Regions from separate parts of the Homo sapiens genome. Here region 1 is linked to region 2. A link is an interaction called in ENCODE POLR2A ChIA-PET data of the cell type or tissue named here. Cell type or tissue: A673. All regions are shown on one strand. Each heading gives the region's core, and the rest is flanking DNA. Links, peaks and the distances in the headings are about the cores only. Region 1 holds the start of LOC107986634 (a long non-coding RNA gene). Region 2 holds the start of LOC107986635 (a long non-coding RNA gene).

Region 1 (15,978 bases), core at 2,725-10,724, 60 kb before region 2:
AGATGAATGCTAAACATGTAATCAAATATATAAATATAGAATGTCTAGAATGTCCATAGAGATATAGACTAAAAAATGATCAAGATTTACATAGATTAACTGGGAGGGAGGCTCTAATAAGGTACAGTAGTCAAGAAGGCCTCTCAGGTATGGGAAGGGGCTGGATGTGAGACAAATGGTGAGCAAAAGCCATCCATGTAAAGGGTGCTCTAGGGACAAGCTTTGGCAAGTTGAAGGAATTAAACCAAAACTAGTGTGATTAAAGCAAATGATAAAATGTCTGGAGCATAGGAAATAAGAAAGAAGAGAAATATGAGATGAAGTCAAACTGTAGGCAGGATGTATGTTATATAGGCTTATAGCTCATTACAAGATTTTGGTTCTATTCTAAGAGATTGGCAAACCAATTGGAGCATTTTATGATCTGATTTTTATTTTTAAAAGATTACTCTGATAACCATGTTTTCACTGGATAATAGGAAAAGCATGGAAGCATTTACTAGGCATTTGGAGTAATCCAGGTGAGAAATAATGGTGACTTAGACTAGGATGGCAACAGAGGACACAGTGAAAAGTAGTTGGGTTGTCTTATAGCAAATAAATATGTATCTGGAATAATGATGATGATGATGAGAGCAATTGCAACAAAAATAACAGTAATAATAATAATACCTGGCAATGAATTTAGCCTTTACAATTGGCTTTTACTCTTCAGCTTTCCTTTTCAATTTCATGCACTATAAACATTTAAATCTTATCTTATTAATATCCTTTCCTGGATCAGTAATAAAGTTGTCAACTTCTAATTCAAGAGTGAACACTTTTATTTCCTATCCATTGATAGCCATTATAATGATGTTAAATGAATGAAAATGATCTAATCCTACAACCATAAGCATAATAGAAAGTGAGACATCAGCAGACACTTAAAATATCTCTGAAAGATGAAAAACAGATGAGTTGATGGAATCCAGAGGGGGCTGCAGGTAAAGGGGAAACTAGGCTGCCCCTGGCAATAATGCAAGTGACCCCAGATGATTGGAGTGAAAAGTGGGTCTGAAAGAGAAAGAATAATTAAGTTCCTATGTTTGTAATAATTCTCCATCTCTAATCCAGAAGCCAGGTATTAACTACCAAAGCAAATATATACAACTAAGTAAACAGCCAAAGGAAAATCAGTCTCAGAATAAATTTAGCTGCCTAGCAAGAAATGGGGCAACTAGTATATTCTGGCATTTAGAAAATTTTAAGCACAGTGACTGACACTCAGCTCTGTATCCTGTTTGGCAAAAGCAACCTGTCAATAAAACTCATTTATGAACAGAGTGGTATCAAGCAAATATTTTATTGTATCATTTTAAAATGTGAAAGAAAACAAAAGTAATGTAAGAAGTAGAAGGGCAATTTATTCTTAGAAAGATGTGTATGTGTGTGTGTGTATATATATATATATATATAAAATTCATAAAATAAAAGAGTAGCATTACTCACCAAATTAAGGATCAAGGGAAAAGAAATAATTACTAATTACAAAATTAGTAATTGAAAAATTGTTAGAAGATGAAGTCAAAGGAATTCCTCAAATATATATTAAAACACATAATCATAGGAAAAAGATAACAATGACAAGGTATTCATTTAAGACACTCAGCACTGAATTAGTTTTCTGAGAAGGGAGCATACATGAAATGGAGATAAAATTATTTTTAAAAAGTACAAGAATATTTCCAGAGCTATGGTAGATATGCTTAAACTAAAAGAGCTTGACAAATATTGAACAAAATGAGTAATACTTTAAAAAATTGAGCCAAAATTGAATACTTTGAAATATTGAACAAATATTGAACAAAATGAGTAATACTTAAGAAATGCTTTCTAGAGGTATCATTGTAAAATCTTAGAAAACAGGAGTGTTCCATTTATCTAGTGCTGTGTGGCAGACCACTTCAAGATTTCGAGACTTCATTAATATGTGAAACAGCTTGATGTAGCCATTCCACAATGTATACATATATCAAAACATCATGTGTGCATCATGTTGTGCACTAATAGATACAATTTTTGTTTGTCAGTGTAAAAACTAAATTTTAAAAAACATGGCTTCAAACAACAGCAACATTAATTTTACTCACACATCTGCAGGTGGGGCAAAGCTCAGCTCATCTCTGTTCTACTTCATGTCAGCTCTGGCAGCTCAAAGGCTGGGGTTAAAGTCTTTGGAAAGCTCACTCACTCGCATGCCTGGGCAACGGGAAAACTAAAAAACATCTGTGCTGAACAGCTGGGTTTCCTCAGGCATCTTTGTATCTCTATGTGGTCTCTCCATGTGATCCTTCCAGCATAGTGGCTTCGGGATAGTTAGACATCTTACATGTTAACTCAGGCCTCCTAAGGTACATATCCAGAGAGAAAGAGAGAGAGAGAGAGAAAGAGAGAGAAAGAGGCAGACAGAAACGCTACCATTTTTCTTTTCTAATACACATTTTGTCTTAGAATTAAGATTAACAGAAAAGTTAGAAAGATAGTACGGGGTCCCTACATACCCTGCATTCATTTACCCCATTGCTAACATCTTAAATTAATCCATTATATTCATCATAACTCCTCAACCAATATTGATATATTATTATTAAAGAAACACCATCATTTATTTAGATTGTATTCCTTTTTCTCTAACATCTTTTGACGATTACTGGTAGTATTTTGCAGAATGTCCTTCATCTTGAGTTCATCTGATATTTTTCTCATGTTAAGACCAGGGTTATGTTTGTGTAGAGAGGAAGACCACAGAGGTGAAGTGCCATTCCCAATATAATACAGCAAGAGAACTTATCTTCTCACTGATGATGTTAACCTTGTTCACCTCACTAAAGTATTGTTTTTCAGATTTCTCTGTTGTAAAGTTATTTTATTTCCCTCCTTTCTATACTATATTATGTGGACACAAGTCACTAAGCACAGCCCATATGTGAGGAAGAACTCATGCTCTGCTTCCCTGAGGGTGCAGTATCTACCTAAATTATTTGGCATTTTTCTCTATGGAAGATTTCTGTCTTCTCTCTCATTTAGTTTTCAATCGTAGTGGTACAGACTCACAGATATTTATTTTGTACTTTGGGTTATAATTCAATATCTTATTCATTTTGTTGCTCACATTGTTTCAGCTTTGACCATTAAGCATTTTTTCAGTTAGAAAGTGTTCCTTTGAATTACCGCCATTGTTTTGTTTTTTGAGCAATACCCTAAATTTTAGCACATCAACATACTCCAGGTTCATCTTGTACACTTTCCCTCCCAGCTCTAGAACCAAACATTTCTCAAAGGAGCCCTGCTTACTTTTATTGGAGAATGGAGTTAGAAACTGTCTGAACGCTGGAGTACTCATTGCTTTTAGGCTTTCTCAGCAAATGGAGCAAGGAAATATATGTATGCATACTAACACGTGTATTATATATACATATGTATATATATACACACATATATATAATTTTGCTTTTATATATCTATCAATATCTATATTAAGCTAGACACAAGTCCCTACAAATATCTCTGATTCTAGTCTGGTACCTTATGCTTCATTCCAGCCTTTCCTCCTTGCTTCTCTGTAACTGCTAACTCCAACAGAAAAAACCTGGCTTCTACCACCTGCCATCTATTTACTTATTGTTCAATTCTAGTATATATGTGCAGAATTTCAGAATTCTTAACCTGTACTCCCATGACAAACAACTTTAGCAGCAACAATCCAATGCTTATGTATAGTTTCCTGGTCTTTATTCTTCCAGTTTTCAGTCATTTCCAAAGTTATTTAGCTGAATACTTATTTTCTCCACCCTTTTCAGTGAGATTATATCACACGTTTGTAATACAGTTAGATTATTTTGACACAGTCTGCATTCTATCCTGGGATCTCCTGTATTCCTGGTTGATTTTTTTTTAAATTCATCTATTAAGCTTTATTCTTAGTCCTTGAAGTCCTATGGATTTTGAGAAAAGGAGGGGTCAAACAGTATCATTTTGATTCATTCCTTAGTCATAAAAACATCTTCAGTTCTTCAACTCATCTTAGTCAACATTCTCCCTTCCCAAAGGCGCTGGTGCCATTGATAGATTTTCATCTCTATGGTTTTCCCTTTTCCAGAGTATCATTTCAATGCAATCATATGGTATGCAGCCTCACAGGACTGATTTTTTTTTCACTTGGGAATATGTACTTACGATTCATCCATGTTGTTGTATGGATTAATTAATAGCTTATTTGATTTGATCATGAAACAACATTCCAAAGTATAAATCTGTACTTTTTGTCCATTATCCTGCTGAAAGACATTTTGGCTATTTCTGTTTTTTGACATCTATCACTTTTTAACCAACCTTGAAAGTCACACAGCATCACTTAGGTTACATTAAATTCATTAGGAGCAAGTCACGAACATCAGCCCATATTCAAGTGGAGAGAAATTAAACCCAACCTTTTGTAGGATGAGCATCAAAGTGTTTGTGGTCATATCTTAAGACCACCTCAAAAGGATAAAGAAAAATATCCTGACTGTCTTCAGGGATTCTTCAACTCTCCAAACTCAGTTCATGAGTGTTGGAATAATTATCTATTGCTATGTAACAAATTATCACAAACTCTGCTTCTTAAAATACTATTCATTTATTATCTCACAGTTCTGTGGGTGGGACATCTGGAACAGGGTAGGTTCTTTGCTCAGGATATCACAAGGCTAAAATCAAGGTGTCGGTAGAACTAAGTTTTTGTTTGAAGGCCATAGGGGAGAATCCCCTTCCAAACTCATTTAAATTTTTTGTTTGTTTGTTTTGTTGTTTGTTTTTTTCCAAGCTAGATTTGTTTATTTGTGCTTATAAGACTGAGGTCCCTGTTTTCTTATTGGCTGTCAGCTGTCAGCAGGGGATAGCTCTCAGCCCCTAGAGGATGCCCCTCCTCACTGGCCCTTCACAATGTAGCTGTTTGCTTTTTCCTAGGTCAGCAGGAACACGTGTCTCTGACTTCTTGCTCTGCTTCTTTCGTATCTGAAATCAAAATCTAGATGTAAGGGGCTCATGATGAAGCCAAGTCCACCCAGATAATTTCCCTTTCTTAATGTCAGTTGTGCCATATAACATAATCTAATCGCAGAACTGACAGCCATCACCCTCATTGTACTGGGGATTATTCAAAGTCTATACACCAGGACCTGAGGATCTTGGGGGTCATCTTAGAATAATATCTACCACAATCATGGATTATACTTAAAGTAAATGGCATACCTTTGACCAGCTATTGGAATGTCACAAAGGAGAATTTATTTGCATATGCTTTCTTGAGTGGCAGAGTAGAAATCTCATTGAAGTAGATATTGAAGTATGTATTTACTGAAGTATGTATGGGGCATTATGCACACAATAATAATGTAAAAAAGTATTGGTTTTTAACTTTTAGGTTCAATTCACAGATGAATTATGAAGTTTTGTCATAATAATGGAGTAGAATTTAAATGTCATCAATCTTGACAATACAAAAGTCAAACTATGGCTCATGCAAGTTGGTGCGTGGAAGAAGTATGAGAAGTAAAGAAATGATTATGGGTATTGATATACTTATCTAGCAATAAAGGGATGGTATATACTGTCTAAAATTGAAAAACAAACAAAAACTTAAAAAAACAGAAGTTTAAATGAGAGGTTAGCAAAATTTTTCCTTTAGAAGGCCAGATAGTAAATACTGTAGGCTTCGCAAGTGATACGGTTTCTGTTGCAACTACTCAGGCCAGGCATTGTGGTATGAAATTATCCATACAGAACCCTAAACAGATGGATAAGGCAGTGTTTCAATAAAACTCTATTTACAAGAACTGGCAGCAAGCTGGATTTTGCCTACAGGCCATGGTTTGTCAATCCTTGGTTTAAAGAATATTCTTTAAAGACATAAAAAGTAAAGTAGTGCTGTAACTTTATTAAGAAGAGGTGAGGATGAAGCAGATTTTTAAGTAAGCTAAATCTTTACAGCCACAGCATAATAAGCAATAAATGATGGCTAAAGTTAAAACATCAAGAAGTGGTACTATGAACAATCATTTAGAGAAAATTGAGGCAATTAATTTAAACACTGAAATCACAGATTATTGCTTCCAGGGAGTGTGTTTGCAGTGGGGAGAGATGGGGTAGGAACTACTGCTTGTAAGCATAAACTACTTTGTACTATGAGAACTTAAATATTTACATATTACCTTGATGACAATTTTAAAGAATAAACTATTGAATAAAACAAATTTGTAGACAGAGCCTCCATTTACTAAATTGATTGACCCATTATCGGTTTTGATTACTATTATTATTAAAATCTAATTATTCCGAAGAATATATTATTTCTTATTATTTATAAGGCTACAGCAAGAGTTTTTATAAATTCCACGGTAAAATTTAGAGATTGTATGTAACTATATTGATAGAATTTCCTTGATGACCAGATTTTGCCTTATTTTTTTATAAAAGACTAGTAGACAATGATATGACATTAGTAAATTTATGCAGTTTTCTAAGAACTAAACAACCATTCTGTGAATACAACTTTGCAGGAAAAAAACAGTATTTATTTCAATTTTATGGTGAAAATTTCTGTTTGTCCATTATTAAGATTTATGGTGATTTTCCTGTTCTGTATGTTCTTTAGATATTCTTGGCAGTGGTTCAGCTATCTCATATGTGAATCTCCTTAAGACTACAGTAATTTTCCATGACACCATTTGTTCTAGTCAGAGATAACGTTTTAGCCCAACAGCCTGTACTTTATAATATTCTTATCTTTAAGGACTTCCATTCCACATTACTAATGCTTATTTTCTATTTTTTAATGCAAATGCTATTTTTCTTTATATAAGAAGTGAAATACAAATGAGACAAGTAGTTTCATTTTTCCTTTGGTATTTGTTATTATGATTCGCTGTAGGCAACAAATCAATATTGTATTTGTTGCACATCCAAACATATGAAACATGAATTCCACAAAACTTTTTATTGAGTTATAGGGTACCCCACTGATTTGTAATCAAAAGAAAATGCCAGTGTGTTTTCTGAGCATTGCATTATTTTCATAAAATTATAGGCAATGTGTTACTATCCATTGGAGAGTATTTTATTAAAAACTATTAATAATAAAATCAGCACATCATCAAATTAACAATTTTTATGGGTACTATTAATTTGGTTAACTCTCAGATTGTTCTTTCTATGACCATATGATTATGAGAAATGAAAACATAATAAAAATACTCATGGAAATTAGAAAACTGGTTCAAATTAACCTATTACAGTTTTGTTTTTACAAGTGTTTTCACTATTTAAAGAAATATAATATGTCACTTATTTTGAGCAAACTCAAACAAATGTTAATCTTAAAATGAAAAATGAAAAAGCACTCTCTCTTAAGATTATCAGTCTAAACTATACCTAAGTGTAGCAACCAGAAAATTTCCTAATTATTTGACTTGAAGTGTCTAGTAATATTTATAACAATATTTGTAATAAAACTAACATATATGTCCTACTTACCACTTGTCAGGAACTATACTAAGTGCTTTATATATACAGCATTTCCTTTAATTCTCTCAACACTCTACAAATATGTGTTATCCCCTTTTAAATACAGCAGAAAACTTGGGTCTGAGGTATTAAACATTGTGCCTTGCAGGATAAACATTTGAACAAAAGTTAAGCTCAGCAGAGGCTGAATTTGAATTAAGAAATTTAAATTCAGTTCTCACTTCATAAATTTTTCTGTGAATAAAGAGATAGAGGAACAGAGAGGAAAGATAAAACCCTGAAATATGTTCATACCCAAAAAAGGGGAAGGAGGGAAAGTAGGCAACCTGTAAAGCTTTAGATAAAAAAAAAAAGAGATGCCCGTTAGAGTTTCATCAGCTGAAAGTATAAATGCCCTAAGTTGGGAAAATATTTCTGTTCTTTTAACTGATATTATTTGACTATCATGAAAGGAGAACCAGGAGAAATTTGGAAAGAGGAATTTGAAGCCGTGTTCTTTTAAAGAGTTAGAGATTAGAGACAAGACAGCAATGACAGTGATGAAAATGGTTGACAAGAAAGGGTTAGGTGAAACAAGAGAGACGTGCAGGATTGGAAGCGATAGCTTTATCATACACAGATGGTTCTGAATTGATAGGCATATAGGCTATCCTAGATACAGGATGAAATAATGACGGAACTCTTCCTGGTATGGGAGTGAAGGGGATGTGTTTAATTTGGAGCTTAAAAGCTATCAAAACCATATACATTGTAGAAAAAAAGTTGAAATCCTGAAAACCATTTAACCATGTTTTAAGATTTTGTCATATATTGTATCCATACCCTCCAACAAAGGTACACACACACACATGCTTCTAGATCTGCATTATTTCTCTCTGTGATAGCACCACCATGTACCCTGTTAACCTCATGTATGAACCTAGCGGTCATTTCATACTCGCTTTTCTATTCTACTCACATCTGTGCAATCAACAAGCCCTTTCAATTCAACCTTCTAAACATCTCTATTCTCCTGCTCTTGATAACTATAATGGCCTCAATGTAACTCACCCTGTGCATAATCTTTCCACTCCTACAACTCCCCAACCCATTCTCTGCACTGCCTCCCAGCTGATATTTTTAAAGCACGCATACCCACTTACACACAGTGATTATAAGGTATCTATGTTCACAGCTCTGCAAGAATTACTTATGTCAGTGGGAGCAGTCGTTTGAAATGCAAGGTTGTTCAAACATCATTTCCAGCCTCAATGCATACCACCACCACCCTTTGCCCCCAGCAAAATTGAGCTAACTTTATTTGCTTAAACATGTCTTGCTCCCTCCTACCTTTACACTGGCTGCTCCATTTGCTTAGAATATTCCTTCTCACCTATGCATGGACTAGTCCACTTGGAAACCTTCTGAAAGTTATAATCACTTCTCCAGTCTTAAAACTTTGACTCCAAGGCAGGCTTATATGCTTGTCCTCCATGCTGTCTCCAAGTGCTCTGGACATGTCTTTACTCCTGCAGTTATACTGGGCTATAATTTGTTTTCTTATGTGTCTCCTTTTCCTACTTACACCTTAATCTTAAAAGTTGGACTAGCTCTTTAAATTTTATAATTCCTATGTCTAGTATAGTTCCTGGGACACAATAGTTTTATAAACAGTTGTGAATAATAGACGAATTAAAGTAGTTTATTTTTAATTAAAATTTCTTTCCTCTAGTGAAGACCTCCAGCTATTACACTAAGTTCATGACACTTTTTTGTTTGTACATATATGGAGGAATATTAGACTGTTTTCTATTTCAAATTTATTTGAAAATATTTGTAATCAAAATGATTGGATTTACTTTCATCCAGAACTTGAAATAAAACACGCTTTGCAAAATAATTTTTTATCTTTCTTCTCACAATCACATAAAATCCTATAGAGAAATATAAACAGAATCTGTACTTGATGTTAATTCTGTGAGATTGGAATTAACAGGCAGTGCTGAAAGGATGATTCTTCATAGCACAGGCATCTTTTCTAAAGTAAAAGTATTTGGGGCTACAAAGAACTCATGTCCTCATGCTGCCTACAACAATGTTTTAATATTGGAGGAAATATTTCCAGTACACCACCTTATTAATTTTTAAACAGAAGAAAATTTCTTTCAATACTTTATAACAAATCAATATCAGCTGATCTGTCAAGCTTATCATCATGTGAATAGTATAAGAATATATACCCTAAAGTAGTTTTAGTCTATACAGAGTATTGTTTTGCAATAGGAAAAACAAATTGCTACCAAAGGGTTTACAGAAACTGAAACAATCATGAAAAAATTTACTCAATTTAACAACTGTTCAATTCAACTACTGGTGACTGCACACTTATTAAATACTCAATTTTTTTAAAAAAAGAAAAGTATATGACACATCCATACTCTGGGTACTTATTTTGCAACTTAGAAAATTGAAGTGTAATACTAAATACATGAAGTAAATGAGACGAGGATATGAGGGCAGAATAGTTTAATTTTTAATATATTCTGTTAAAGTTTTCATACGTTAGATGATCCCTATCACCATGATTGTGTTTTGCGTCTGACACAACAGACAATGGAATTCTTGGTGGCCAAAGAGTGAAGATGAGTAGAGTTAGAGTGCTCCATTTCTCAAGGGAGCAGGGACCTCGCTTCTACCCAGAGAAATCTAGTGATAAATTTCTTTTTATTTTAATATAACTGGTTGAGCTGATTGGAGTGGGGAGGTGGAGGGAGCAGATGTTATGGTGGGAGGGGTCTGTGAAAGAGGGAAAAAAATAAATCCCTAAAAGCAGAAGATGAGTGGTTCCTAAAAATATATTGTTATTAAAATGTTTGTTTGAAATTTTTCCTCTTCCGCCTTCTAAAAGAAAACATAGAAAGGAACATAAGGTTAGAGTTTAAAATATGCATCCATATGAGCAATGCCTCTAAAGATATTTGTGTTACTGAGTTATAAATCATAGGAATCATCTGTGAACTGTATAAAAAGTGGAGTTTCCAAGGCAGGTTTGGAAGGGTTTTATAGAAAAAGCAAGGGACCTACCTTTAAGAAAATGGGTAGTCTAAAACTTACTCTACACATCATTCATAATCTAAAAATTTCAAAACACTAAAAGAATATTTGTCTGAGGGAGTCTAAATATGAAAACTAAACTCTTAATTATTAATTTAATTTGCATTTTGTTAGTAAGATGCTGTAGTGATAATAAATTTGCAATCCCTCTGTACATAACATTCATTGATTTATGAATGCCTCTATAATTATTTAAAGGTGTTTCTAATACAAAATAATTACAACATAATAAATGAAAATGTGGTACTTTTGAATCTAAATTTTGTATGTCAGAAAAACAATTACTTATCAATCATTTCACCTAGAATAAAATAAAGTTATGACTTTCTAAAATTAAATATGATGAGCCAGAAAAGCTTAATTTCACTTCATTCATGGATTTATCTCATATTCCTTAACGAAATGTAATATGAATTAATTTGCCATTTTGTCATTAAATCTAGGTGGCACTACCAGTTAATGTACTAAGTGAGAACCATTGTTGTTATTAACAATACTTGTAAAATAAAGTACTATAAATATAACAAAGCGGTTACTGGAGATATGCCAAAGCTGGCACTGCAGATCAATTGATCACCCTAACTTTTGTGGATTCAGGTTGTTCGCCGCAGTACCAGGACACTGCAGTCATCTCCCAACTGCCCACAAAATGAAAATAGCTGGCATGCATATGGAGATTTTTTAATTGCAAAGAAAGTCTGATAGTGGATCCTAGAATAACCACACTTCCTTTGTGCTCCCCCACTTCTGTCCAAATCTGAAAAAGACCTCCATATGCTTTAAATATTATAGCCTGACACATACACCTATGCAATGAAAACTTACTCTGAGCTTCCTTATCACCTCCCTCCAAGTAGATTACCTTATATCAGAAATTACATGGAACGCATGGAATGTCTTTGCAAAAATGTATCCCACAAACTTCACAGACAGGAAGAAGCCAATGTGAAATCTACTATTTAATTCTGGTGGCTTAAATTAGCTATTTATTCACTAAGCATTTTTTCTTTCAGTCCAGACAAATAGTGAAACTATATCTGCCAACCTCCCTTGCTATTAAGTGTGGTCATGTGGCCGAGTTTTGGCCAGAGAAATATAGCAGACATGGTATATACCCTGTAAAGCCTTCCTGTTATCATGTACTCTCTTTCTTCTCACATCTGACAGCTGGATGTTGATGGCCAGTACTGTTCTGGAGTCTCATGTTAACTTCTGTTAAAAAAAAAAAAAAAAACTAGTCTACAGTATGTAATCTAGTTAACAGATAAGGGCTATGAGGAGACTAAGGCTTATTATGGTCAAGTGTCCTGCACAATTAAACTAGAAGCTTCCAATTTTGTATAATAGTGAATTCCACTGCCCTATAATTATTCCTGTTTTACAGCTGGGAAAAACTGACAAGGTCACAGATGCCCCTTTCACCTTTTCTAATGATTGATATTAATGGCTTCTTCAAATTATGAGTATGTTCAAGACCATGTGCTTCTCTTCTTTGGAATTTGATGAGATTCGTTCATTCAACAAATTTTTTTGAATACCCATTATGTACCAAGTATTGTTCTAGATTCTTGGGAAACACAGTGAAAAAATACAGGTAAAGAATCTTGCCTTATAGAGTAAGTTTCTATGCTGTAAATACCTGATGTAGAGAGAATTGATTAATTACAGTGCAATTAATTAAGCAAACATTTTTAAGCCACTGGTAGTCTTGCATTTCTGCAGCACATTCAGGGAGGACCTTTGATGTTTAAAATAAACACTAGACGCTGTGAAAATATGAAATGCCAAGTCTAACCTCAAGAATGGTCTCCATGGACAGATAAGCCAGAGATGCACACAATTTCTATCAGACATCTTTAAGTACCACTTTACATCCTCTCAGCATGACCTCTTTCTGGACCTTCATCCACCTTTGATTGCCAATTGCCATGAAGTCGGCCAGCTTTGAATGGGCTCAGACTAATCTCTTATGGACAGAACCTGACAGTGCTTGGGTACTGTCCTCACTGCTCCCTTTCACCTCCCATCCTTGAGCTTTCCTGTTAGTGCTAAACTTCAAGCTGCAGAGAGAATGACTCAAATGCAATTGAGAAGAAAGAGGGCATTAGCACATCATAGAACAAACTTTTGACCAGTGGAAGACAGCAGCCAGCATATAATTATTTCTCGGTTCTGCACTCTGCACAGAGTCCTGAGATGCACCATTTATATGGGCTCTATGAGGATGATTCCTCAAGAAAAACCAATTAGTTGTACTTGATAACAAGCAGTACCCATGTCAGGAATTCACTCTCTTGAGTTTAATTTCTTCTCTTTCCCTATATCTTCCTCCCTTTTCTCCTTACCTCTGCTTCTTTATGATTATCTGATCTGGTTAACTATTAGCATACACAATTTTGCCCCCGTCTCTGCTTTCTAGGAACACTTATTACACATGGCAAAATGTGGCAGTGATCACAAGAGATTTGTGAATGATGTGATATGAGGGTATACAAAAATAGATCTGTTTCTCGGTGTGGTTTCTAGGTATGTCAGGAAAGTCAAGGAGAAGGTGGGTTTTTAGGATTTATTTTAAAATATTAATATATTCCTGACAGATGAAGAAGGATACAATTGGCATTCAAGTTTGAATAATGTTGCAAATGTGTGTGTGAAGGTAATTAATTGTGGGATGTGACCACAAACAGTAAACGGGGAGAAGGTTCTTTAGAAGAAAGTGGAAGTTAAGGCTAACATTGAAGATGGTGAATACTATAGACACACAATGCTAAAAATAACACACACTTCTTTCAGGTTACCATGTTTGATGCCAAGTCAATAGGAAGCCAGAGCCTCATGAAGGGGACAGAGAAAGAGACTGGACAGTGGTTGAGAAGCATCTTCTCAAATTGTATCTTGCATAAAATTTTTCTGTACAAAATTCTGGGTTCCGTCCTTTGAGATTGTGATTCAGGTCTGGAGAGGGGCCTTGGGTCTTCATTTCTACTAAATTTCTAGATGCTGCTGCTATATCTATTAGGCAACCACATTTTGAATAGCACTGGTTTAGAAAATGTCTGTCCTTTCTACATATCAGTCCTAGAGGTGGCTTGGAACTCTGTGTTTTTCAAATTGGAATATTCCCTCTTTAGCCATCCTTTAAGTGCTTTCTGAGTACATGTGCACTTTACATAAGTTAAGACATTTATTTAAAGCAATGTATACAGCATCTAATTTGTGCACAGCTCTATGGTTGATGCTGACAGAGAAACATTGCCAGCTAAGCCTGAGAGATTAACTTTTCTAATTATCTCAACACTAACCCACATTCTACAGAGGAGATTGGGTTTCTGCTGCAATAGGACACAGAAATGAAAATTTTAATGGGCTGGAAGCATCCAGAGGGACATGAAAAAGGAAGATTTAGAGAGATAAGATGTCAAACATGGTCTCATCTTCCTGTTGTAATTTTCCTGACTCTCTGCCACTGGGTATTATTTAGCCAAGGAGGTGATCAGTCTTTGAGTAGGTTTCAAATACAAAGAAGAAGCAGAATGTAGTGTATGTAATCTCAAATTTGCCCATTGATTTCACAGATTCCTAGGTCCGTTTCTGAGTGCCGCACTTCACTTCAGGAGGGAACAAGACAGAATAAAACAAGCATGTAATATGAGGTACCATGAAGAGAACTGGGATACTTATTGTGAAAAGTAGATTCATTGTGCTAATGGGTGTTGACTATGACAAATATTATTTTCTAAAAGGCTGCCATATGAGATACTAGAAGCTAGAAACAAAAGAAAAGAAGGGTAATGTATGGAAGTTAAAATGAAACAAACTGGATCAATCTTTATAAAATTTGTCCACAGGAAATGTGCTGCTTGGTGAGAAAGAAAGTTTGATCGTTACTGGAGCTGTTCAAGGTGAGTCAAGTTAGCTGACTTCTAGTTGGAAATACATTTTATAATGGTTTAGAAAATCCTTTGCCAATAATTCCAAGTTGATAGAAAAAAAATGACTTTTCTTTTTTGTAATTGCATATTTGCACAAATTCCAGAAGACCTGAATTCATAGGTGAAAATTTCATTTTGTTCATAGTACTAAAAACCATATAGATGAGTGATTTAAAACATAATATGGGAACAAAAAAGCCATCCTCTGGTCAGGGCACTGGGTCTGCATTAAACACAGCAGGGCCCTGGTGAACATTTAAAGCCCTCAGTGGGAAGTGATTATCTTTCTACTCTCTAGGTTTGCCTGAAATTACCCAGTCTTGTCCATGCTGAGTCCTGAGTGTTAAGGGAAATTAATTGATGGTTTAATAAGTGAGAAATGAAAAGAGAGTTATATTCTGCTGTGCTAAATTTTAAATAGAGTTTCATTTTCTTGTAGTGTCCATTAACTTATATTCACCTAGAATGCGAATTACTTAGGTTGTAATTTGAGACCTAATTAGAGTAAAACAATTTATCTTATTGCTGTTGAGAATTCTTTACCAGGTACTCTTAGCAGCATAAATTTTGAAAATGGTTAAACTAGGAAATTCTGGCAACCCATTTATTTATGTCTTAATGAGAGAAAGGAAAGAGAGAGAGAGAGAGAGGCAGAAAGGGAAAGAGAGAGAGAAGAAATAACACCACAAATTTTAACACATAGAAAGAGAACAGGGGGACACATAAAATATCAATCATAAAAGGTCTATGGAGTTCTTTTTAAAATGTCTCTTCCTAAGTTTTTCATGCACATGCTTAAGAGTCAGCACCATAAAAGCAAAAGCATAATGGATAGTAAAGTATGGGACTTGTTTCCCTTTAGTTATAAAGGGGATACATGTTGTATTTTCCTATGTCAGAAACTATTATTTAATTATTTTTTTAAAAAAATTTAATGGCCAGAATTAGAGTTTCTAGAGAAACTCAAAGACAATAGAAAAGACAAAAACAGGAACACTCAAGGAAATGTTAGCTTCTAGTATCTGCAGCTACAGGCAAGTAATAAATGTAGCCTAACTCCTAGCCAGATAAACCTAAATCCTCACACTTAGGTCTATTTAACTCAGTTTCTTTCACCCAATTCATCCTGTTCAAATTGCAAAAAAAAAATTACAACACATGCTGAAACACAAAAGACACATACGTTGAAGAGACACAGCGAGCGTCAGATCCAGATTCAGAAACAGCAGAGATTTGGGAACGATCAGACTGGAAATGTTAAATAAATATGACTAATATGCTAAGAACTCTAATGGAAAAAGTAGACAAAATGCAGGAGCAGATGAATGATATAAACAGAGAATTAAAAATTCTAAGAAAGTACAGAAATGAAATGCTAAACACTGAAAATCAAAAGGAGCAAAAGGAA
Region 2 (15,978 bases), core at 5,017-13,016:
CTTTCTCTAGCTAAGGACCAGAAAATGGGCAACCTATCAAGGCGAAGAACTCTTAGACAATAACCTCTCTATTCCCAACAATGCCATGGATAAAACTGTGACCTCCCGACACACCAACCGACCTCAAGAGAAAAGACTGAGAGAAGTGCCTAGACTCACTTTTCCCAGGCACTAGAGTCAACAACAAATTGTTATTTTTACCTTTCCAAGACAATTAAAAAAAACTCAAAACACTTTAGTCCCTTTTACCTTCTCCAGCCTTTTGTGCTTGTATCATGCATTTGAGTTATATGTACATTTTAAACCTCAAAAGATATTATTATTGTTGTGCAGCATAAATACTCATTGAGTTTTCCCCACGTATTTACATTTCCCATGAATTTTTATAATTCTCTGTTTTTCTGTGGTCTCAGTAGAGATTATTTCCTTTAATCTGAAGTCTCCTTTTAGTGTTTCCTTCAGCATGTGTCTTCTGCTGATGAATTCTTTCACTTATCTTCACGTTTGATGTTTTTCAATGGGTACAAAATTATTGGTTGGCTGTAATTTTCTTTTAATACTGGAAAAATATCATTCTCTTGTTTTCTAGCTCTGTCACTTCTTTTGAAAAGTCAACTGTCAATATTGTTATTGGTCCGTTTATGGTGATATGGAATTCATTTGGGGAATGGAGCTGATTTTAAGAAATTTCTCTTTACCTTTGGTTTTTATCAGTGTGAACATGATGTGCTTAGACATGGCAGTTAATGCTTGAGGGTCACAGAGTTTCTTGAATCTGCAGCTTGAAATTTGAGAAAATTCTTATGCAGATTATCTTCAAATATTCCTTTCCTATATTTTCTGCATTCTCTTCTTTTGCTTCTATTAATGTATTTGTATTTATCTTTTCACTCTAACTGTATTTCACATGTTTTTGGCTTACATTTATTTTTCATTCTTTCTTGTCTTCATCCGTTGGTCTCGATGTTTCCTAGTAACCTATCTTCCAGTTTACTAATCCTTTCTTTTTCTGTGTCTAGCATGCTGTTAGTCTATCTATTGATTTTATAGTTTCAGATACAGATTTTTTTTTCAGTTTTAAAATTTTCATTTGATTTATATATATGTATATATTCAATTTGGGGTTAAATTATACATCTTTTTTTTTACTTATTAGTTATTTAAAAATCCATATATCTAACTCTAATGTCATTCTTGCCTACAGCCTGTCTGTTGCCTATTTTTCTCTGGGTTTTCCTTATTTCAATCTATATATATTTCATCCTAGATGTCCATTCAAGTGCATTACAGATATTTTGTTTAAAAAATTATACAGGCTCTGATGTTAGAGATTATCTTGAATCAGTTTAAGAAGTGAGATAATTGTTCACTGTGTTGTAAGGTCTATGTAGATTGATTTATTTCCAGTCTGCTCCCACCCTATCATAGACTTTTAGGGGTCTTAACTGAAGGTCTAAGGTATTTACAAAGGAAGGCTCCTCTTCTTTGGCCAAGTCAAACGACACTTTTTTTTTTCCCTCCCCAGTCCCGTAAAATGCCAAAATCTCTGCTTGGCTTTTGGGCCTCTCAGTAGTCATTTTTCATTTGGTTTATTCCCTTCTCAATTCTTTAAAGCTTTGGTTTAGGCCCATTTCATAGCCTAAAAAATTGGGTGAAGAAATTGGGAAGAAAAGGCATACCAAATACGAGACTCACTTCTCTGTGGCTCCTTTGTTCTCCAGGATTTGCCTGCTTTGATAGCTCTTAATTGGAATTTTTGTTTCCATAACCGTGTGGGACTGCTTAAAGCTCCAGGTTGTTACTGTTCTGGAGAGAAAGAAGCGATGAAAAATGTGCCCACCCACCTCAATACATTTTTCTTCTCCTAGTGTTACTGACCTCTCAAGTTGGGCTGTCTTTTTTGATGGCTAATGTTTGCAACAACCATGGATGTTGTGTTGTCATTTTTGTTGTTTTCTATCCAGCTTTTACAGGTTTTCTTGGTCAGTGAGTTGGTTTGATACAAGCTACTCTGTCACTTTTAAAAACAGAAGTCTTAGAGACGATGCACTTAAACAAAATCAATACAATGAAAAAAATTATGGGAGGCTGATTTATAAAAATGAAATTATAAGAAAGGTAACACTGAGTTTTATTTGACCCCAAGTAATATAGCCAAAAGGTTAACAGTGTCAACGTAAGTAACTGTTGAAGTCAGAGAAAAGAAATATACCTGCTAGGCTCAGGGATGAAAAAATTAAGAGTTTTCAAACCTTGATACTAAAATGGGGAGAGACTGTTAAAAATCATATAATAAGAGAAATACCTGAGTGCACAAAGTGTTTGGTCTGGATGAAAGTAGGTATGAATGGGGGTTGAGATGGAATTAAAGAAGACTTTAAGTATTTGATCATTTCAGTGAGGAAAGTAGAAATGATCTGAATTGATCTGGATAGCTAGAAAATTTCGGAAAGTATTAAATTGGTGCAAAAGTAGTTGCTGTTAATGGCAAAACTGCAATTACTTTTGCGCCAATCTAATAGATGTTGCCTAAATCAAAAAATAATACTTTTAACCATTAAGGCTATCCAACACTGCCCTGGGGTCTTCCAGAAAGTGTTAAGTCACTTTTAATACTTAATATTACATTAGTTGATCACAGACATTGATGTTAAAAAAGAGATTTCTTAATTAGGGGGTGAGTTGCATGGTGATAGAAAGACAACAATTATTATTATTTTATTGAGAGTGAATTATATACCTGGTGCTTTATATATAAGCATCTTAAATTAAATACAAATTTAATACTTATGAGTACAATACTTATTGAATACTTATAAGTTTAGGAATTAGATCTAATTTTTATTCTCACTTTACAAATGAGGAAACTGAGGTATAGAGGATAAATAATTGGCCTAGTGTCAAGCAGCTAGTAAAGGGAGGAGGTGCGACTTGAACCCAGGTAACCTATCTCCTGAGACCACACTTTTAGACATCACATTATGCTGTCCAAGTTAAGATTGGTTAACTTTATAAGCTGTTAGTTATCCTTAAATAGATGGGGTATAAACAACAGCAGTCATATTAACAATGTGTAGTTTATTTGTTTACCCTTAGAATAATGTTGCAAATAAAATAGTTACAGATTCTGTTATTTGCTATGTGCTTTAACAAATCAGTATAAAAAACAAAGGCTATGACCTAACAAAGTTTCTTTTCTAAAGAATTCAGACATAAAAGCATATAAGGTACTGTACTGATATATAAAATTTGTCAATCTGTGCATGTGTGTGCATATAAAATAAATTTACCATGCAGGTAGCCATCTTATGTTTTAATATACCCTTACCTAATTATAGTAGTGAACTTGATGAAACTTGGAAATGCTATTTATTATGATTTTAATACCTACCTTGACTATCCTGGCTGACTCTTTAAAATAATTTTTAAAAGCACACTTTTAGAACTTGCTAGGCAAATGATTCTAAGGTTCTGTTTGTTATCCAAGTTATCATTCCATAACCTTTGTCAGAATGTTCTCTCTTATTTATGACTGAAATCCTGCAATAGAAACCAAAACCTATATGCCTCTATTACTATACCAAATGAAGGCAAGTTTCATCCATTATGTGTTTGGACCTATTTGATGCCAGCCAGTTAACAAACATTAACCTTTTCCTAAAGATGTCTTTATAATTTTTTTTGTTCAATTTCTCATATGTTGAAGAATCAATCTTTAATTTTGCCTCTCATGATTAATATGAGGACCCACAATAGAAAGTAACTGAAAGTAGGCATTAGATTTACTATATTTGAAAGGTTCACAAAATAACATTAAAAAGTGCTATTCTACCTCAGTATGATTATGACAGCTGACCTCCTTAATTAACTCTGTAGCTACATTTCAGATTTTCTCAGAGCCCTTGACACAATTGTTTCAGGGTTTGTTTTAAAGCCTATTTTTCTCTTTCATTTAAAAAAAAAACTTCAAAGGAGTCTGGTATTTCAGAAAACTGTCAAGATGTGTTGAAACGTATTTAAAAGAATGCATAGTTTCATGAATTGGCGTGGTTTGTGCACATTATTATTTTTTCAGGTTTTTCGCTACATATAAAGAAGGATAAGAATTCTGTGTGGGGGAAATATTATGGTTGTCACAGGGCAAAGGGGGTCATCCAGTATCTTTCACTTTTCTCCAGAAGAAATTAAGAGAAGAATTCATCAAATGTTAATGTTAAGAACTCAGAAACTCTGGAATGTTTGTCCAGAGTCCCAGGCCTCAGAGCAAATGCTCTTATGCTGCTGGGCTCCAGGGAAAGATTTCAGCCAAAGTCAATATGCACAGAAACTCCATCTGACTGAAACTGTGGAAACAGCTGTAACTACTTAGCTGGAAAACCACCTTAGATTCCTCTCCCAGAATACGCTGATGACATGGGAGATGGGGAGCAGGAAAGCTCTGTCAGGATCTCTCTTCAGCTGTGGTCAGAAAAAAAATATTTTCTTTCCCTGAAAGCTGTAAATAGATGGGTTTATCTCTGGTCATAATAAACCACCACCACCCCCCTAAATTTCTTTTTTGCCCTTAAATTTGCCCATGTCTCTTCCTTTCTTTGTGTATTAATCAGTATTTGATTTAAGTCATCTTTTATGTGAAATTTTTAAAAAGATCCACTTGATCTTAGATACATCTTCTAAATGTGATTGGATGGGATTCACATTAGTATTAGAGACCAACATGGTCAATGGATGTTTAATTCTGATAAGGTTTCAATTTATGAATATATACATAATTCTTTGGTTTGAGATTTTATTTACCTCTTATTGTTCTTCATGGTACTTTTTTGCATTATTCTTAGAAGAAAATAAAAAATGCTACCAGAAACAACAAGTAAATGTTTTTTTCAAGTTTACTGAAGTATGAATGACAATTAAAAATTGCATATATTCAAGTTGTACAAATTGATGATTTGATATATGTATACAATGTATGTATACATACATTGTTAAATATTCACTACAGTCAAGCTAATTAACACATTCATGATCTCACATAGTTACTTTTTTACCTGGTAGGAGCACTGAAGATCTACCCTCTTAGCAAATTTCACATATGCAATATGATACATTATTGTTAACTATAGCCACATTGTTGTACATTAGATCTCCAGAACTTATTTATCCTGAATAACAAAAACTTTATACCTTTTGATCAGCATCTTCCCATATCTCCCTTTCTCCAGCCCCTGGTAACCATCATTCTACTTTGTTTATATGAATTTGACATTTTTAAAGCTTCATGAGTTCACTTATATATGGTATCTAAAACAATAACAAATCGATTTTCGGCCACTTTGGGGAAATTGATTTTTGACCTTGTAATCATAGGTTAAAAAACTATCGATAGCCTAGCTCAGGCAGGGAAGAAACCTCAGAAATCAGGACAACTAAAAGGAAATAGGAAGCCAAAAATTGCATTATTTTGCTTCTGAACATTCTGTATAAGATGTTACATAGCCAAGGTATGGAATGTTGACAGTCAGAAATTGACCTAGACCAAAACAAGTGAAATGTATGTATATGTGTGTGTTTATGTATATATAAGTTGTTTTATTTGTCTTATTGCCTATTTGATTATTTAACTTCCATAATTATTTCATAATTTTGAGATGAATTCAGTTCTGGGGTCAAGTGTTAATATATAACATGGATTATTAAAATATATCAGCTAAATTTTAAGTATCATTTTAAAAATGGCTTGCATTATTGAGCACTCTATTTCCGAAGTAATGAGTAGCATCCTAAAATGATTATACTTCAAAAAGTGTGAGGTGAAATCCATTCATTTTTTCAAGTGTTCACTGTGTTGCAATCGACTCCAAAAATGTTGACCTCAGCAACTAGAAAACTATATGGACTGCTTTTGGGGAACTGACTCGCTTTGGAAATTTCTGAGGACCCCTCAAATGTCTCAAATGGCTAAGAAATTGAAGATGAGATAAGTATATGCAGGTTGATTTGAGGGAAGACATAAACAGATCTAGGGGGAAGAAATAAGGTAGAAGTAGATAATGACTGAGTCTGCATGGGGAATTAGTTCAAGGTACTTAGCCAAGACACAAAAATTAATTCAAGATGGATTAAAGACTTAAATGTTAGACCTAAAACCATAAAAACCCTAGAAGAAAACCTAGGCAATACCATTCAGGATGTAGGCATGGGCAAGGACTTCATGTCTAAAACACCAAAAGCAATGGCAACAAAAGCCAAAATTGACAAATGGGATCTAATTAAACTAAAGAGCTTCTGCACAGCAAAAGAAACTACCATTAGAGTGAACAGGCAACCTACAGAATGGGAGAAAATTTTTGCAATCTACCCATCTGACAAAGGGCTAATATCCAGAATCTACAAAGAACTTAAACAAATTTACAAGAAAAAATCAACCCCATCAAAAAGTGGGTGAAGTATATGAACAGACACTTCTCAAAAGAAGACATTTATGCAGCCAACAGACACATGAAAAAATGCTCATCGTCATCAGCCATCAGAGAAGTGCAAATCAAAACCACAATGAGATACCATCTCACACCAGTTAGAATGGTGATCATTAAAAAGTCAGGAAACAACAGGTGCTGGAGAGGATGTGGAGAAATAGGAACACTTTTACACTGCTGGTGGGACTGTAAACTAGTTCAACCATTGTGGGAGACAGTGTGGCAATTCCTCAAGGATCTAGAACTAGAAATACCATTTGACCCAGCCATCCCATTACTGTGTATATACCTAAAGGATTATAAATCATGCTGCTATAAAGACACACGCACATGTATGTTTATTGTGGCACTATTCACAATAGCAAAGACTTGGAACCAACCCAAATGTCCATCAATGATAGACTGGATTAAGAAAATGTGGCACATATACACCATGGAATACTATGCAGCCATAAAAAAGGATGAATTCATGCCCTTTGTAGGGACAAGGATGAAGCTGGAAACGCATCATTCTCAGCAAACTATCGTAAGGACAGAAAACCAAATACCGCATGTTCTCACTCATAGGTGGGAATTGAACAATGAGAACACCTGGACACAGGATGGGGAACATCACACACCGGGGCCTGTTGTGGGGTGGGGGTGCTGGGGGAGGGATAGCATTAGGAGATATATCTAATGTAAATGACGAGTTAATGGGTGCAGCACACCAACATGGCACATGTATACATATGTAACAAACCTGCATGCTGTGCACATGTACCCTAGAACTTAAAGTATAATAATAAAAAAAAAAATAATGAATCACTAGGGGAAAAAGGTGTGTCAAGAGCTTTCCCAGGAGTAGATTTCCCAAGGCTAGGCCACTTTCTGAAAGCCACAAGTATTTACCCCAAGCTATAGGAGGACAATTGATAGGATATGGAGGTTCCAGCAGAAGACATCCAATTACTAATCTCCCAATCAGCAGTGGAATGTACCTACCCAGAGGAATGCAGGATAACACAGTGCTGGTGATCAAGCTCTGGCATCAAGGAGAAAAAAATCCTGGCTCTACCCTTTATTATTTGTGTGATTGTGGACCAGATATGTGACCTCTCTAAGCCTTAGTTTCTTAGTCTTTAAAATGCTGTTCTGAGAATTAAATTAGGTTATACCTGTAAACTGCATAGCACAGTGCTTGTCACAAAATAAATATTAATAAGTGCATCTTTATTATCACCAACCCTCAAAGATGCCTCTGAGTTGGAATGAGATTTCAATGGTCAGAGCCAGAGAAAGCCAGGTAGAGTAGAGAGCACACAGATTTTCTTATTTTCTTTCAATTGCATGAAAAAGAACAGCTGCTTCCCACATGGAAATCAGATATTTGGAATTTTTTATGTTATTGCTTTTCATAAGTCTACTGAGTTGTCACCCAAAAAGCCTCTGAGGTAAATGCCGTGGTTTTTCACTTCCTGTATGAATTGGGAATGAATGTTTGTAAAAAATAATTCCCTTAAAACAACAGAAATGCAGTTACAATTTTCTTATCAAAGTAGTTGTTGAAGTACGAATTTTATAATTATAATTAAGTAGCAATATGAATACAGACCAGAAGGTAAGATTAAAAGTGGGAACAATTGTAGTAGTATAGAATTATAATTGTTTTCATTTCAAAATGTTTTATTATGCCATATTTTGTATTATACATTTAATTACCTTATTGCTTTGTTGATTTTATAGATCTATAATTTATACATTAATGCATATATACTTCTATATACAGTTACGCATACAGCAAAACGTCTGAGTGGCTATATACCAAAATATGAAGAGTAGTTATGCCTTGGCGATTACGGATATTTTTCATTTAATCGTATTTTCAAAATTTTCAATGGTTATTTGTAATAGAAATTTATCAAAATTAACAGCTGTACTTGAAAATAATCAAAATAAGATATACTCCTGGCTTCTCTGATCTTATTTATAAATGGCAAAATATTGAGATCCCAACCAAACATTCACAGATGAAGTTTTATTTCTCAGAGTAAAGTGATTTAGGTTTTTTCCTTTGAGATGGGAAAAGAAGTCCAGTTAGGTGCTTGTTTGCAATTTATTGGTAAAGGCTACTAATTACGTATAGCCTTTGTTAAATACCCATTTATCCATTTATTCATGTTCAATAGAAATTAAAAGTGGCCTCCAAAAGTGGCATAAGTAAATTAATGAGAATGTTAAACAAGAAAATGGAATCAGTTAATTAAATGGTGGCCCATTTGGTATGATTTAAGTTCTTCTGATTGTTACTTCATTTCAAATCAGAAAATTTCTAACTTTCTTAAAAAATAATTTAATAATAACTAAACATTAAATTATTTGACAAGCCAGTGTTACTCAATGGAGCCTGTTATTCTATTGAAAAGTAGGTTTGAATGGAATTTCACATTCTATAACATTCTTGAATAATCTGAGCAAGTTTCACTGGTTCCTATCAAACTTGGTCTCACCTCCATCTATAGATTATTAAGTAATCCCAGCCAATCTTTTGAGCACCATCGGGTAATTTCTAGGTAGAGCCAATTAATGGAAAGTATACGACTATTGCGGTTCATGGATCCCAGGTGCATGTCTTGAAGCCGTCTGCAAAGACTTTCCTCTTTTCAGGATAAAAGTGAACCTCACAGAGCTTAAGTTTATCTCAAATTTCAGATAGTGGTGACTACCTGAAAAACTTTAGCCTATCTAGTACTTATGATAAATAAAACTACATCGCCTTTAGTAACTGCCATCTGGTATAAATGTTTGTGAAAATACACATAATAAATTTTTTAATGTTGGATTTTACTCAGAATGATTCCCCACATTACTTCTGCCTAGCAAGAAAACATCTAATTTAATGATTCATAAATTCTGTGGAAATTTGCTATTAAATATATCTGAGAAAATATCCTACAACCCTGAAAAGCCTTAGCAAGAAGATGCTACCAATGTTCTCTACACAGGCCCTGGGCATATTACAGCACTTTGAATACGGAAGCCAACGAGCATTGCATGAGATAACAAAACAGCAGGGACCATTATGTCCAAAGAAAGTTTATCCTCATAAATTTTAGTGAGAGTCATGGATGCTAATTAAAGCCAACTCTCAAAGCCAAGTGTAGTTGGCCTTCATCATCCACCTGATTCAGTACAGCTGTTTCCAAAGGGAAACTAGAGGCATGTAATTTGTTCTCATAGGATTTGGATTCTACTTTATTTATTTGTGATAAATCTTTGGGTTTAGAGGTTACGTAACCACATGTTTATAATGGTACTCATTAATTGACCACATCTATTACTGACCATGCAAATAATTTTTAGGGATTATTTCAATTAAAAATTTAAGAAATACCATTTAATGCTATAAAATATAAGCACTCCAAATGCCTTAAATTGGATCATGCAGGAAACCACGGAAATCACATTATTTTGCATTTCAGCTTTGGAAAAAAGCCACACTTTGAGAATGCTCAGGAAGAATTAGCAAAACTGATCCTGCCATAAAACAATACAACCCAAAGAGTTCTTTCCTGAGACTAAAATTATTTGGCTAGGAGGAGGGAAGGATGGTGAAGAATACAGTTTAGGAAGTGATCTAGCTGAGAAAGGTGAGAAAAACCCTGAAAAGAAAGCAAGTGCTTTTGCTAATTGAACCTAAGAATAGAGTGTTAGATAATGTGGGCTTACAAAAGGCTGTATCTTACAAACAAATATTTTTGCTTCAGGATGATGTAAAGTTTGAATAATAACAGTAAGTTTCCACTATTATTAAAACTACTCTCTTTCCACAGTTGCAGTTGGATTAGAGTCAAAAATTCCAGAGCAGCAGGCCCAAGGAAGAATAACAGTATGCAGAAATGAGGCATTTGGCTGCTTAAGAAATCAAGAGGGGGGCACACAAACAGGTTTGAATACAAGTCCACATTCCAACAAACTCCTTTTCTTCACTATTTCACGATCTTCTATGGAGATTCAAAGACATAGGAGTTTTTACTTAGTGCCTGTAAAAAAAAAAAAAAAAAGGTAAAATAAGATAAAATTGAGAGTATTTTTTCTCAGAGCTTTAGCAAATTGCTTTTTACTTTCTAGACATTATCATCTGTGGAGGTTACGCACATATTACAGTGAATGCAATTTAATACCACTCAAAATGTTCTTGGTGACTCTTTTTTCAGAATCACATTCTGGATCTATTATAACCATACAGAGAAGACATTTTTTTCTTTTTCTCTTTTTCCATTTGCTATCTTTCTCTCTTTCTTTTCCCTTTCTATCTTATTTTGTCTCTCTTTCTTTGGCCATAGTGCTAAAGTATTCCTTTTTCTATCCTTTTGTTTAAATGAATTTTGGCTTTATGCAAAACTTAATCCCTTTCCTTTGACATGTGACTATTCATCTCCAAGGAGAATTAAAAAGAAACACAAAGAAATGTTTTTCAGATATAAATGGAAATTCCAGAAGTGTAGTGAAGGCATCATAATGGTAATCACTTATCTCCACCAAACTGTGACAAAACTGAATGAGGTAGGTGTTTCAGTAGTGGAGATGTGTTTAGTAGTTGATTCAATTAGTTTATAGTCCAATTTAGCAAATCTAGACATTAGCGATATACAGATGTTTCTTTTGACTCACCGTCTGCACATGGAAGGTTCATTCACCACACCTGTGGGTGTGAAGGAAATCAGACTCGAGTAACCTTCATTTTTTGTGCTTATGAGAGTTTGTTTTTGATATAAAATATATTTAGAAAAAAACTAGAATGGGTAAAAATGGAATTCTGTAAAAAATAACCGGAAGATTATTGTTAGACGGCCAGTCAAGCCAAGTGGACAGTTATAATCAGTGGGAGTGTGGCACTATGGCCATGCTCTGGACAGCTGGCTTTAGAGGAAGTGAAGTGCAGTTGGTTAACAGCATACTCCACAGGGATTCAGTGTCAGCCCTTTTTCTTACTAGATACATTGGAACAAGTTTTCAAAATTCTCTGTGCCTTAGTTTCTCCATCTAAAAAATGACAATAATAATAAGACCTCATACATTCATTGTGAAGACCTTACAAGATAATACACATGAAACAGTAGTGTTGGGCGTTTATGTGCACTCCACACATATTACCTAGCATATCATTGCTATTATTTATAAATATTTGATTATGCTTTTTTTTAGTTCAAAGGCAAAGAGATGTAAGAAATAGTTCAAACGGAAAAGTGTGGAAAAGCCATGTGACAGGAAGAATATTTCTCTGGTGATTCAGTAAAATATACTTATTAAGGGTGATTCTTTTTTTTTTTTTATTATACTTTAAGTTTTAGGGTACATGTGCACATTGTGCAGGTTAGTTACATATGTATACATGTGCCATGCTGGTGTGCTGCACCCACTAACTCGTCATCTAGCATTAGGTTTATCTCCCAATGCTATCCCTCCCCCCTCCCCCGACCCAACCACAGTCCCCAGAGTGTGATATTCCCCTTCCTGTGTCCATGTGATCTCATTGTTCAATTCCCACCTATGAGTGAGAATATGCGGTGTTTGGTTTTTTGTCCTTGTGATAGTTTACTGAGAATGATGATTTCCAATTTCATCCATGTCCCTACAAAGGACATGAACTCATCATTTTTTATGGCTGCATAGTATTCCATGGTGTATATGTGCCACATTTTCTTAATCCAGTCTATCATTGTTGGACATTTGGGTTGGTTCCAAGTCTTTGCTATTGTGAATAATGCCGCAATAAACATACATGTGCGTGTGTCTTTATAGCAGCATGATTTATAGTCCTTTGGGTATATACCCAGTAATGGGATGGCTGGGTCAAATGGTATTTCTAGTTCTAGATCCCTGAGGAATCGCCACACTGACTTCCACAATGGTTGAACTAGTTTACACTCCCACCAACAGTGTAAAAGTGTTCCTATTTCTCCACATCCTCTCCAGCACCTGTTGTTTCCTGACTTTTTAATGATTGCCATTCTAACTGGTGTGAGATGGTATCTCATAGTGGTTTTGATTTGCATTTCTCTGATGGCCAGTGATGATGAGCATTTTTTCATGTGTTTTTTGGCTGAATAAATGTCTTCTTTTGAGAAGTGTCTGTTCATGTCCTTCGCCCACTTTTTGATGGGGTTGTTTGTTTTTTTCTTGTAAATTTGTTTGAGTTCATTGTAGATTCTGGATATTAGCCCTTTGTCAGATGAGTAGGTTGCAAAAATTTTCTCCCATTTTGTAGGTTGCCTGTTCACTCTGATGGTAGTTTCTTTTGCTGTGCAGAAGCTCTTTAGTTTAATTAGATCCCATTTGTCAATTTTGGCTTTTGTTGCCATTGCTTTTGGTGTTTTGGACATGAAGTCTTGCCCATGCCTATGTCCTGACTGGTAATGCCTAGGTTTTCTTCTAGGGTTTTTATGGTTTTAGGTCTAACGTTTAAATCTTTAATCCATCTTGAATTGATTTTTGTATAAGGTGTAAGGAAGGGATCCAGTTTCAGCTTTCTACGTATGGCTAGTCAGTTTTCCCAGCACCATTTATTAAATAGGGAATCCTTTCCCCATTGCTTGTTTTTCTCAGGTTTGTCAAAGATCAGACAGTTGTAGGTATGCGGCGTTATATCTGAGGGCTCTGTTCTGTTCCATTGATCTATATCTCTGTTTTGGTACCAGTACCATGCTGTTTTGGTTACTGTAGCCTTGTAGTATAGTTTGAAGTCAGGTAGTGTGATGCCTCCAGCTTTGTTCTTTTGGCTTAGGATTGACTTGGCAATGCGGGCTCTTTTTTGGTTCCATATGAACTTTAAAGTAGTTTTTTCCAATTCTGTGAAGAAAGTCATTGGTAGCTTGATGGGGATGGCATTGAATCTGTAAATTACCTTGGGCAGTATGGCCATTTTCACGATATTGATTCTTCCTACCCATGAGCATGGAATGTTCTTCCATTTGTTTGTATCCTCTTTTATTTCCTTGAGCAGTGGTTTGTAGTTCTCCTTGAAGAGGTCCTTCACATCCCTTGTAAGTTGGATTCCTAGGTATTTTATTCTCTTTGAAGCAATTGTGAATGGGAGTTCACTCATGATTTGGCTCTCTGTTTGTCTGTTGTTGGTGTATAAGAATGCTTGTGATTTTTGTACATTGATTTTGTATCCTGAGACTTTGCTGAAGTTGCTTATCAGCTTAAGGAGATTTTGGGCTGAGACAATGGGGTTTTCTAGATATACAATCATGTCGTCTGCAAACAGGGACAATTCAACTTCCTCTTTTCCTAATTGAATACCCTTTATTTCCTTCTCTTGCCTAATTGCCCTGGCCAGAACTTCCAACACTATGTTGAACAGGAGTGGTGAGAGAGGGCATCCCTGTCTTGTGCCAGTTTTCAAAGGGAATGCTTCCAGTTTTTGCCCATTCAGTATGATATTGGCTGTGGGTTTGTCACAGATAGCTCTTATTATTTTGAAATACGTCCCATCAATACCTAATTTCTTGAGAGTTTTTAGCATGAAGCGTTGTTGAATTTCGTCAAAGGCTTTTTCTGCATCTATTGAGATAATCATGTGGTTTTTGTCTTTGGCTCTGTTTATATGCTGGATTACATTTATTGATTTGTGTATATTGAACCAGCCTTGCATCCCAGGGATGAAGCCCACTTGATCATGGTGGATAAGCTTTTTGATGTGCTGCTGGATTCGGTTTGCCAGTATTTTATTGAGGATTTTTGCATCAATGTTCATCAAGGATATTGTTCTAAAATTATCTTTTTTTGTTGTGTCTCTGCCTGGCTTTGGTATCAGAATGATGCTGGCCTCATAAAATGAGTTAGGGAGGATTCCCTCTTTTTCTATTGATTGGAATAGTTTTAGAAGGAATGGTACCAGTTCCTCCTTGTACCTCTGGTAGAATTCGGCTGTGAATCCATCTGGTCCTGGACTCTTTTTGGTTGGTAAGCTATTGATTATTGCCACAATTTCAGCTCCTGTTATTGGTCTATTAAGAGATTCAACTTCTTCCTGGTTTAGTCTTGGGAGAGTGTATGTGTCGAGGAATTTATCCATTTCTTCTAGATTTTCTAGTTTATTTGCGTAGAGGTGTTTGTAGTATTCTCTGATGGTAGTTTGTATTTCTGTGGGATCGGTGGTGATATCCCCTTTATCATTTTTTATTGTGTCTATTTGATTCTTCTCTCTTTTTTTCTTTATTAGTCTTGCTAGCGGTCTATCAATTTTGTTGATCCTTTCAAAAAACCAGCTCCTGGATTCATTGATTTTTTGAAGGGTTTTTTGTGTCTCTATTTCCTTCAGTTCTGCTCTGATTTTAGTTATTTCTTGCCTTCTGCTAGCTTTTGAATGTGTTTGCTCTTGCTTTTCTAGTTCTTTTAATTGTGATGTTAGGGTGTCAATTTTGGATCTTTCCTGCTTTCTCTTGTGGGCATTTAGTGCTATAAATTTCCCTCTACACACTGCTTTGAATGTGTCCCAGAGATTCTGGTATGTTGTGTCTTTGTTCTCGTTGGTTTCAAAGAACATCTTTATTTCTGCCTTCATTTCGTTATGTACCCAGTAGTCATTCAGGAGCAGGTTGTTCAGTTTCCATGTAGTTGAGCGGCTTTGAGTGAGATTCTTAATCCTGAGTTCTAGTTTGATTGCACTGTGGTCTGAGAGGTAGTTTGTTATAATTTCTGTTCTTTTACATTTGCTGAGGAGAGCTTTAGTTCCAAGTATGTGGTCAATTTTGGAATAGGTGTGGTGTGGTGCTGAAAAAAATGTATATTCTGTTGATTTGGGGTGGAGAGTTCTGTAGATGTCTATTAGGTCTGCTTGGTGCAGAGCTGAGTTCAATTCCTGGGTATCCTTGTTGACTTTCTGTCTCGTTGATCTGTCTAATGTTGACAGTGGGGTGTTAAAGTCTCCCATTATTATTGTGTGGGAGTCTAAGTCTCTTTGTAGGTCACTCAGGACTTGCTTTATGAATCTGGGTGCTCCTGTATTGGGTGCATATATATTTAGGATAGTTAGCTCTTCTTGTTGAATTGATCCCTTTACCATTATGTAATGGCCTTCTTTGTCTCTTTTGATCTTTGTTGGTTTAAAGTCTGTTTTATCAGAGACTAGGATTGCAACCCCTGCCTTTTTTTGTTTTCCATTTGCTTGGTAGATCTTCCTCCATCCTTTTATTTTGAGCCTATGTGTGTCTCTGCACGTGAGATGGGTTTCCTGAATACAGCACACTGATGGGTCTTGACTGTTTATCCAATTTGCCAGTCTGTGTCTTTTAATTGGAGAATTTAGTCCATTGACATTTAAAGTTAATATTGTTATGTGTGAATTTGATCCTGTCATTATGATGTTAGCTGGTGATTTTGCTCGTTAGTTGATGCAGTTTCTTCCTAGTCTCGATGGTCTTTACATTTTGGCACGATTTTGCAGCGGCTGGTACCGGTTGTTCCTTTCCATGTTTAGTGCTTCCTTCAGGAGCTCTTTTAGGGCAGGCCTGGT

Evidence for each region. ChIA-PET counts read pairs that join two places held together with the same protein. Peaks named below come from ENCODE experiments on the same cell type or tissue, not always from the same donor. Only the 100,000 strongest peaks of a DNase experiment are listed, where the experiment ranks them.
Region 1: POLR2A ChIA-PET joins it to region 2 with 8 read pairs; 1 of 35 experiments calls an interaction of 5 or more read pairs at or near these places.

Annotation. Positions count from the first base shown.
Region 1 is chr6:112,844,630-112,860,607 of GRCh38, forward strand. It overlaps LOC107986634 (a long non-coding RNA gene), which reads right to left and starts at 2,191. Exons shown (of 6, transcript XR_001744303.1): 1 at 2,133-2,191. RefSeq lists an enhancer at 14,583-15,084. In A673, for the core only: no CTCF peak of the experiment used is centred there; a DNase peak (open chromatin) is centred at 6,692.
Region 2 is chr6:112,902,589-112,918,566 of GRCh38, forward strand. LOC107986635 (a long non-coding RNA gene) reads left to right here and starts at 9,851. Exons shown (of 3, transcript XR_001744307.1): 1 at 9,851-10,402. LOC105377950 (a long non-coding RNA gene) reads left to right here. Exons shown (of 4, transcript XR_942885.3): 4 at 1-4,867. In A673, for the core only: no CTCF peak of the experiment used is centred there; DNase peaks (open chromatin) are centred at 9,573, 9,973 and 10,293; H3K27ac peaks cover 393 bases.